Linked DNA regions of Mus musculus: region 1 is linked to region 2. Evidence: chromatin contacts called from ENCODE Hi-C or POLR2A ChIA-PET data. All regions are on one chromosome and are shown on one strand. Each heading gives the region's core, a stretch centred on a gene start or an enhancer-like site at or near the end of the contact. The rest is flanking DNA. Distances are from core to core; before and after follow the strand shown. Region 1 overlaps Itpkb (inositol 1,4,5-trisphosphate 3-kinase B). Region 2 has its middle 25 kb from the start of Gm39713.

Region 1 (3,870 bases), core at 40-2,539, 140 kb before region 2:
CTTGGGCAGCCCTCTGAACAACTCTGGCAACTACCGAATTACATGGAGAAACACCGGTCTAAGTCCTTCAAGCTGGGAGAGTGAGTGATTTCAAGGGAAACTCAGGGATCATTCCAGGAAGCCAGAATCCTGGTTCCCTAAGGCCTAGTGATTGCTCTCCCGGGTGTGGCTGGCTCTCAGAACTGCTGCCTAGTGATTGCTCCCTGGAGGTTGGTGTGAGCCTTGAGTATTGTGCCCAGCTCTGGACCTTCCCACAGCAAGCAGATTAAGGGCAGTAATCAGTAGCTCTAGGAGGTGACGTCATCCCCTGAAACTCCGCTTGCAGAATGTCCTCTCTGAATTCACGGGCAATGCTCCCAGATGGAAGGGTGACGTTCTTTAAAAATGGAGCTGCTCTCCATACTCCTCCTAGGCTGGCAAGGTGGGGCCCTGATTTAGCATCTCTAGAGAAGCCACTCAGTGTCCCTGGGAGCTGGGACTTCCCACTGGAGGAGACTTTGCTCATAATCCAGATGCAGAACCCCAGAGATTGTATTTCCAACTCCCAGAAATCAGGTCCCTGTCCTGGCTTCAGGGCCCGTGGTGAGAGGCACAAATGGGACTGTGCTTACTGATGGCATTAGCCACTAGGGGGCAGCAAGGTCCCTACTGGTAGCCAGTGTGGGCCAGAATTTTCTGGGAGGGGGGCAGTGTCTCCCAGAGGGAGGCTTAATCTCTCAAGACTTTAGGCAACCAGGGATCACACGGCCTTCTGGACCCGTGCCGACTCTGAGTGTAACAGGATGTGGGGCCTAGCTTTGTGTAATTCTCTTCGAGAAGGTGGTTCTATTTAGAGAGCATGAGAAACGCCACCTCCAAGCCCCTATGTAGGAGGCCGGGGAAGTAAAGATCTAGAAAAAAAAAATCTCTTTTTTTTCTCCAAAGTGTCCTGTAGTGCAGATGGGAGGCTCTGTTCTAGGTAGGCGCTCAGACAGGAAAAGGAAGAATTAGGGGAGGAGAGAGGCGACAGGCAGAGGTGGCGGGCAAAGTGGCACGGCTATGCACGGTGGCGGTGGCCTCAGGTGAGTGGGCTGCCCTGGGACATTTCCGTCAGGATGTCGATGAGGTTGTCCAGCCCTGAGAGGTAGCCATCCTCCCGGTTCCCCTCCTGCCAGGGGACGTCGTGTTGTAGGGTCTGGCCTTCCGGAAGGGGCGTGGTTTTCCCAAAGTCAATCATCCACACCTTGGCTTGCTCCTTCTTGTCATGGATGAAGAGGAGAGAGCTGCCAATGACCTGGAAGGAAGCAGGGCTGTGAGAGAGGGACCAGGGAAACGGCGCCAGGACAGGGAGGGGCAGGGTTGTGTGTGTGTGTGTGTGGGGGGGGGATAGACCTGACAGGGCCAGAAGGGAGGGGAGCAGTGCCTGGAGGACATCGGGGTTAGGGGGAGACGTGGCTGGGGTGCCCAGGTATTTAAGAGGCAAAGGAAGGCTTGAGGCTGTAATGATCCTGAGAGGCGCTTAGATCAGCGATTTCACTTCCTATTGGGACTAGGGGTGATGGGGAGGGGTGTCAGTCAAGCAGGCAGTGTGTGTCTGTGGGGCTGAGGGCGCAGTACCCTACCTCGTGGCACTTGAAGAAGGGAGAGATTTCCAGGGTCGCTCGAATGGCCTTCAGCCGGTCCCGGTAGGCGATCTGAAGGCAGAGATGGTCAGAGATTCACACACTCTGTGTGTGTGGAGGGGAGGGGCGGTGCGTCAGGTCTATTTAGTTCGTTGGACTCTTGGAATTACAGCTAGCAGTGACCTTGAACCAATTTTACTCCGACTTCTTCATCTACCCCAGCTGAGCTCAGTTATACCTTTTCCAGAGGACTGTGGCCGCTCATCCTCTCGCAGTGCTGGCCCGTGCCAGCATGCCAGCCAGCCAGCTGAGGCAGAGGCCAGAACTGGTTGCTATGGTAACTTCCTGACCACTGAGTGCTGTGCTCCTGACTAAAGACAGGGTAGTGGAAAAGCTACAGTGCCTCTACAAGAGTCCCCTCCACGGAGCCTTACAGATCCTCCTTTGTTGGCAATGAGATACCTGATCATCCCCAGGGGCCAGCTCTGTGAGTCCCATCACCCAGAACTCAGTGCCACTAGGGAAGTTTATATCACACAGGGTCCTTCAATGATGATTTGAATATCAGAGGCACAGCCAGGCAGGGCTAGTCAGCCTTGTCCCGGAGTCCCTAGCAACAGCTGGAAATGCAGTCAGTGGCCTGACTCAGAGGATCTGAAATGATCCGGAAAGGTTCCCCGGAACTAGAGGACTGCACTGCAGACCTACTGTGTGCATTCCAGCCTTATAGGTCTGGGCCTGGAGGCATCAGGAGGGGCAGGGGGCCTGTGTCAGGCCAACTTAGGTGGGAATCCCAGCTCAGCCTTTTCCTGCCTATGCATCCTTGATCTCTCTCAAGTCTTTGATCTGTCAAGTGGAGACAGAAGGTCTGCTTGCTTGTCTGTACAACACCCAGCCAGCAGCAGGTGCTCACGGACTCCTGCTATCACTGTTCCCTGACATGGAAGGGCACTGTGCTGGGGCAGAGGGACTGAAGGCGTCACTCACCAAGATGTTCTGGTTTCCCTTAGTGAATTCTCTGAAAGCCTCGGTGACCTGCTCCCTTGTTTTGGTCTTCTTGAAGTCACGGTTCACAGAGCCATCTTCCTTCTGAGGAGGGAGTCACCCACGGGGGTCAGCAGAGGGCCCATGGGACAGACCCTCTTGCTGCTCTGTGGAGGTGGTCAGGTGCCCAGGGACGGTAAAGCAAGCCAGGTGTAACCAGGTGATTGTCACCTGGTCCAGGAGAGCCCGTCCCAGACCCCAGCTGAGGGGTGTACACAGTGGCTCCAGATCCCCGGCCACACACCACTTTAGGAAGTCTTGGTGGTGTGAGGGGTATCCGAGACAACAATGGGGCAGGACCTTGCTCTACGTAAGGGCAGCAAGGGCCCCAAGGTATGGCCAGCTTCACGTCCTGCTCAGAAGCTTGTCTTGGGCCCGTGACTCACAGTGTGTCTCATTAATGTGGTAGCAGCCATCTGAATGATCAGGCTAACAGTCAGCCTGTCATAGGCTTGTGGTCAAGTGATGGTCATTTAATAGTGGCCCAAAGCACGAGAGCAACAATGCTGGCAATTTTTATGATATGGTAAACAGAAGCTGTAAAGTGTCTCCTTGAAGGAAAAAGGCAAAAAAATAAGTGTGTGTGTGTGTGTGTGTGTGTGTGTGTGTGTGTGTGTGTGTGTGATATGTGTGTGTAGTATGTATATGTGTGGTATGTTTGGTATGTATTTGCATGGGGGGTTATGTAAGTGTGTACATGCATATATACATCTATGTATATATGTGCACATGTTCCTATTGGTGCTCTACATTCCAGACATTTGGTCTGGGTCTTGTCATGCACTACAGACCAGGGGACTGCTATAGGTTTTCCCCAGAGCCAAGGTTTAAGCCCACATCACTGTATCTCTACTCCACAAACCACCATCTCCATGCTCAGAGCCCAGTGCTTCCTCTCTTCAGGCTGACCTAGGAGACAGCTGTAACATCAGGAAGGCTGGCTGCAGAAGAGCCGCAGGTCTGAGGGAATGGCACCTCAGGGAAGCCCTTCTCATAGGCCCTTTCTGTTAGTTGAGGCAAAGGAGGGCAGGTGAGGGTGTGTCCAGTCAGCCTCTCTAGGCCAGTGGATGCTGTTGGCTGTATGGTGCAGAGACCAGAGACTGGGAGCATGTCGTGCCTGGGTGAGAGATGCCAGGACATGCAGTTCAGATAGACAAGGGATGGAGAGCATGCATGTATATAATTTGAATCCAGCCTGAGAGCTGAATATTGCCAGGAGGGAAGG
Region 2 (3,785 bases), core at 572-3,071:
CACACAGGGAAAAGGCCCAGACAGCATCTGGAGCCTCTGCGTGACTGCTGGGAACAGTCTCACTCAAGTCTGATTGGTTCCAGAAGCAGGAGCCATTATGGGGATTTTATGGGAACCCAAACACAGGAAGAGCCCCAGAGCCCAGCTTCAAAGAACACCAAAGAACACAAATACAGTCTCTCTCTCTCTCTCTCTCTCTCTCTCTCTCTCTCTCTCTCTCCCTCCCTCCCTCCCTTCCTCTTTCTCTCCCTCCTTCTTTCTTGATAGAGGACCTTCACCTGCCCTGACAATCTCCTACCAACTTGCTCTTCCTATACTTCCACACTTTCCTCTCCTCTCCCCTCCTCTCCTCTCCCCTCCCCTCCCCTCCCCTCCCCTTCCCTTTCTTCCTCTCCCCTCCTCTCCTCTTGCTTACTTTTCTTTCCAAGCACTGAGACATATCCTGGGAACTGTTCTTTTAGCTTTCAAAAACAAGTTTTTGAAATAATTGTGTGTGTGTGTGTGTGTGTGTGTGTGTGTGTGTGTGTATCTGTCTACCATGTGCACACCTGCTGTCCTCAGAAGCCAGACAAGGGAACTGGGTTATTTATGAGCTGCCGTGTGGATGCTGGGAATCAAACCTGTACCCTTTGGCCAAACATGTATCCTCTGGAAGAGCAGCCGGTGTTGTTGACCACTGAGCCATCTCTCCAGCCCTCTTTTATTTTTTAAGATAGAATCTCACTACACAGAGCTGCTCCTGAGGCTAACCTTGGACTTATGATCCTCCTGCTCCAGTCTCTCAAGGAACTGGGATCTAAGCCCCGTGTCACACAGCCATTGCCTTTTCTCTTTCTTTTCTCACCATGGAGCTCTGTCCTGGAACTCTCTCTGTAGACCAGGCTGGCCTCAAACTCACAGAGTCCTACCTGCCTCTGCCTCCCACATGGTGGGATTAAAGGTGTGCACCACCACTGCCTGGCCCTTTTCTTTCTCATAAGTCCAAGTCTCTCAACAACACTCTCTTGTGCTTATCTTTCTCTGTTCAGAATAAATTGGGAGGAATCCTGTCCACTCTTCTAAGGCCAAAACTCTGATCGATAGTCAAGATTCCTTTGTCAGGGCACCTCACCCAGTCCAGACCCTGTTGGAGGAACCATGGGTTAGATCCCCATCAGCAGAATAGTAACCCTAATAGTGATGGGCTTCTAAGAAGCCTCCATGGAGTTGCCCTGTGGTGGGTGTCTGAGTAAGATGAGGACAGGACCTGGGAAGATAACACCCCAAGTATTTAGGATTCTTACAGGGGTTGGGTGCTGGCAGACATACTGACCTGAGACTCGCTTAGAACTTTGGTTCAAGTGCCCACTCTTCATATCATGCCTGGCAGATGGCTGCAGGTGTGTGTCCACCTGAGGTGTGGGGGCTGTTAGCAGCTGACAGAGGTGAGGAGGAATCAGAAGGTGGAGTCTTGCTAGCACAGCCCCAGCCCTGGGACAGCTGAGAACTGCTCATCATGGCCTTGTGTGCAGGGAGACCAGGGTGGCAGGGCTGCTGGCACCCAGGAATGCAACTTTACCCTGGACCAGGTCCAGCGAGGCACCCTGGTGTTGTTTTACTTGGGCACAGCAGCCTCTCTGGGGGAGTCCCAGAAGAAGCGTGAAACCATTCTGGGATGTCTGATTTTCTGTGGTACAGTGAAGTGCTGCTCTCTGGAGTTGCCTCTGGACCCTTGACCTCATTGTCAGGTCGTTTCTGAAGGGCCTTGGCTAGAGCAGTCCCAAGGGGTCCTGAGGCAGTGCTAACAAAGGCAGTTAGGGAGGTGGCTGGACTTGCTCCTGCTTACACAAATGGAAAATCTAGAAGGTCATTTGACTCCACAAAACGCCCCTCTGTGAAGACTGCTGATCTCCAGTTAACCGCTGGGGACTGCCTGCATTCCAAGCCGGCTTTGGTTTTAGCGCAGTCACAGAAATTGCTTGGTAACGAGGCAGCTGCCTGACTGTGCCCTGCGCTGAACACCCCTCATTTGAATCGCTCACGAAGCAGCTGAACGGGGACTGGATATGACCTTGAGCCGCTTGGCTTGTGATTTCAGGTGCTTTTAAGAGAAAACCCATACAAGGCAGATGCTAGGGGAAATGCTGAGTGGGACAAGGTCAGCAACAGGGGAGTCCTCTCCCCCTCCGCTGTCCTGCTCTCTACTAGGGCATCCTAGGCTCACTGTGCGCTGTCAGAGAGGCCAGCATGGCCACAAAGGTCATCCCTGTGTGGATCCCTCACCTTAAGGTAAAAACAGGACTTTTCCCTCCTCACCTTGCCAGGGCATCTCAGAGACTCCAGTCAGTGCCAAGGGCCACCACAGTTTCTTCCTCAGAGGACGAAGCTTGACCTCTTCCCTCAGCCTGACCTGAATCCTGTCAAAGACTAGGGACAGGATCATCCTCCAGTCCTTCAGCTCCCACCAGGACCAATCTGGCCACTGTACTGGGGCCTGGGGATAGAACAGTCTGGAACCTAGAAAGTTACCTGGGGCAAAAGTCACAGTAGGTGATGGACCACAGGGCATGTGACCGGAGCAGGCAATTCTATGTGGCCACTTCCCTACTCTGTTCTTTGTCTTGTTTTAAATGTTTATTTCATTGTTTGTTTGTTTTGAGACATGTTCTCACTCTATAACTTGACTGTGTTGGAACTCACTATGTAGACCAGGCTGGCCCCAAACTCACAGAGATTCACCTGCCTCTGCCTCCCAAGTACTGGGATTAAAGGTGTGCACCACCACTGCCTGTCCATTATTACCTTTTCCTCCCCTTCCCCCTCCCCCTCCCCCTCCCCCTCCTCCCCCCCTCCTCCTCCCCTCCCCCTCTTCCCCCTCCCCCTCCCCCCTCCTCCTCCCCTCCCCCTCTTCCCCCTCCCCCTCCCCCCTCCTCCTCTTCTTCTTCTTCTTTGTTCACTATTAGTGTATCCTCAGTAAATATTACAGTCACACAGTATCTTTTCCTGATGCTTGAAATTTCAAAGTTAAAAAAAATAGGTCAAAGATGATAAGAATTTATGATACATGCCAAATTACTCCCCAAAGTATTTATGTCATTTTATAATGTCACCTTCAATGTATAAGAGTACTAGTTTCACCTGGCTCTACAATATTTATTATTATTACTATCACATGATCACCATTTCTTTATTTTTATAAATATTACTGCGTTAAGGATCAAGCCCAGGGTCATCTGCATGTAGAAGTGAGGGTGTGGATCCCCCCTTTTTGTTAAACATGTTGGGGTGTTGTGTATTTGGTTTATTGCTTATATTATGTTAATTGAATTCCCAAATCACACGAGAATTCGCATGTCTTCGTGTGAGAAGCTGACGGTCCCTCTCCACAGCTGGTTCTAATTGGAATAGTTGCTGGCCAATGACTGGGCAGGGAGACAGAGGCGGGACTTTAGATTTCCTGGGCAAGGGACCTAGGAGAGGAGGAGATTTTAGAATCGCCATGCCAGGGAAGGAATAGCATGCAAGCATGACAGCTTTGGAGGACAGAGAGCCAGCCATGTGGGAGTGGGGGAAGTACTGTTCCAGGGCCACTGTCCCAACTGGGTCTGGGGTACACAGATAAAATATAAATAATTCAGGGATATTGGAGGGGAAGAGTGTGTTAGCCATGAGGAGGTTTGGATGTGCCTAGCCGTTGAGCTTTTTAGGGCATATTAAAAATAAGGCGCTCTCTCTCTCTCTCTCTCTCTCTCTCTCTCCCTCTCTCTCTCTCTCTCTCTCTCTCTCTCTCTGTGTGTGTGTGTGTG

What was found. Hi-C counts contacts between places; a loop is a spot of excess contacts on that map. ChIA-PET counts read pairs that join two places held with the same protein, here RNA polymerase II (POLR2A).
Region 1: POLR2A ChIA-PET joins it to region 2 with 12 read pairs in embryonic stem cell. The contact joins two enhancer-like sites. A Hi-C loop is called at or near these places in 2 of 37 maps with a recorded cell type or tissue (ES-E14 and T-helper 2 cell). POLR2A ChIA-PET finds 5 or more read pairs at or near these places in 2 of 5 experiments (both embryonic stem cell).

What each region holds. Positions count from the first base shown.
Region 1 is chr1:180,419,078-180,422,947 of GRCm38, reverse strand. It overlaps Itpkb (inositol 1,4,5-trisphosphate 3-kinase B), which reads right to left. Exons shown (of 8, transcript NM_001081175.1): 6 at 2,589-2,690; 7 at 1,602-1,673; 8 at 1-1,273. The coding sequence ends at 1,058. Among named protein-coding and RNA genes, the nearest start is that of Gm39712, 13 kb to the right of the region's middle. Within about 2 kb of position 1,289, at least 3 of the 3 ENCODE cell types and tissues checked have a DNase peak (open chromatin) inside an H3K27ac peak, as active enhancers do.
Region 2 is chr1:180,282,413-180,286,197 of GRCm38, reverse strand. No RefSeq gene overlaps it. Among named protein-coding and RNA genes, the nearest start is that of Gm39713, 25 kb to the left of the region's middle. Within about 2 kb of position 1,821, at least 1 of the 3 ENCODE cell types and tissues checked has a DNase peak (open chromatin) inside an H3K27ac peak, as active enhancers do.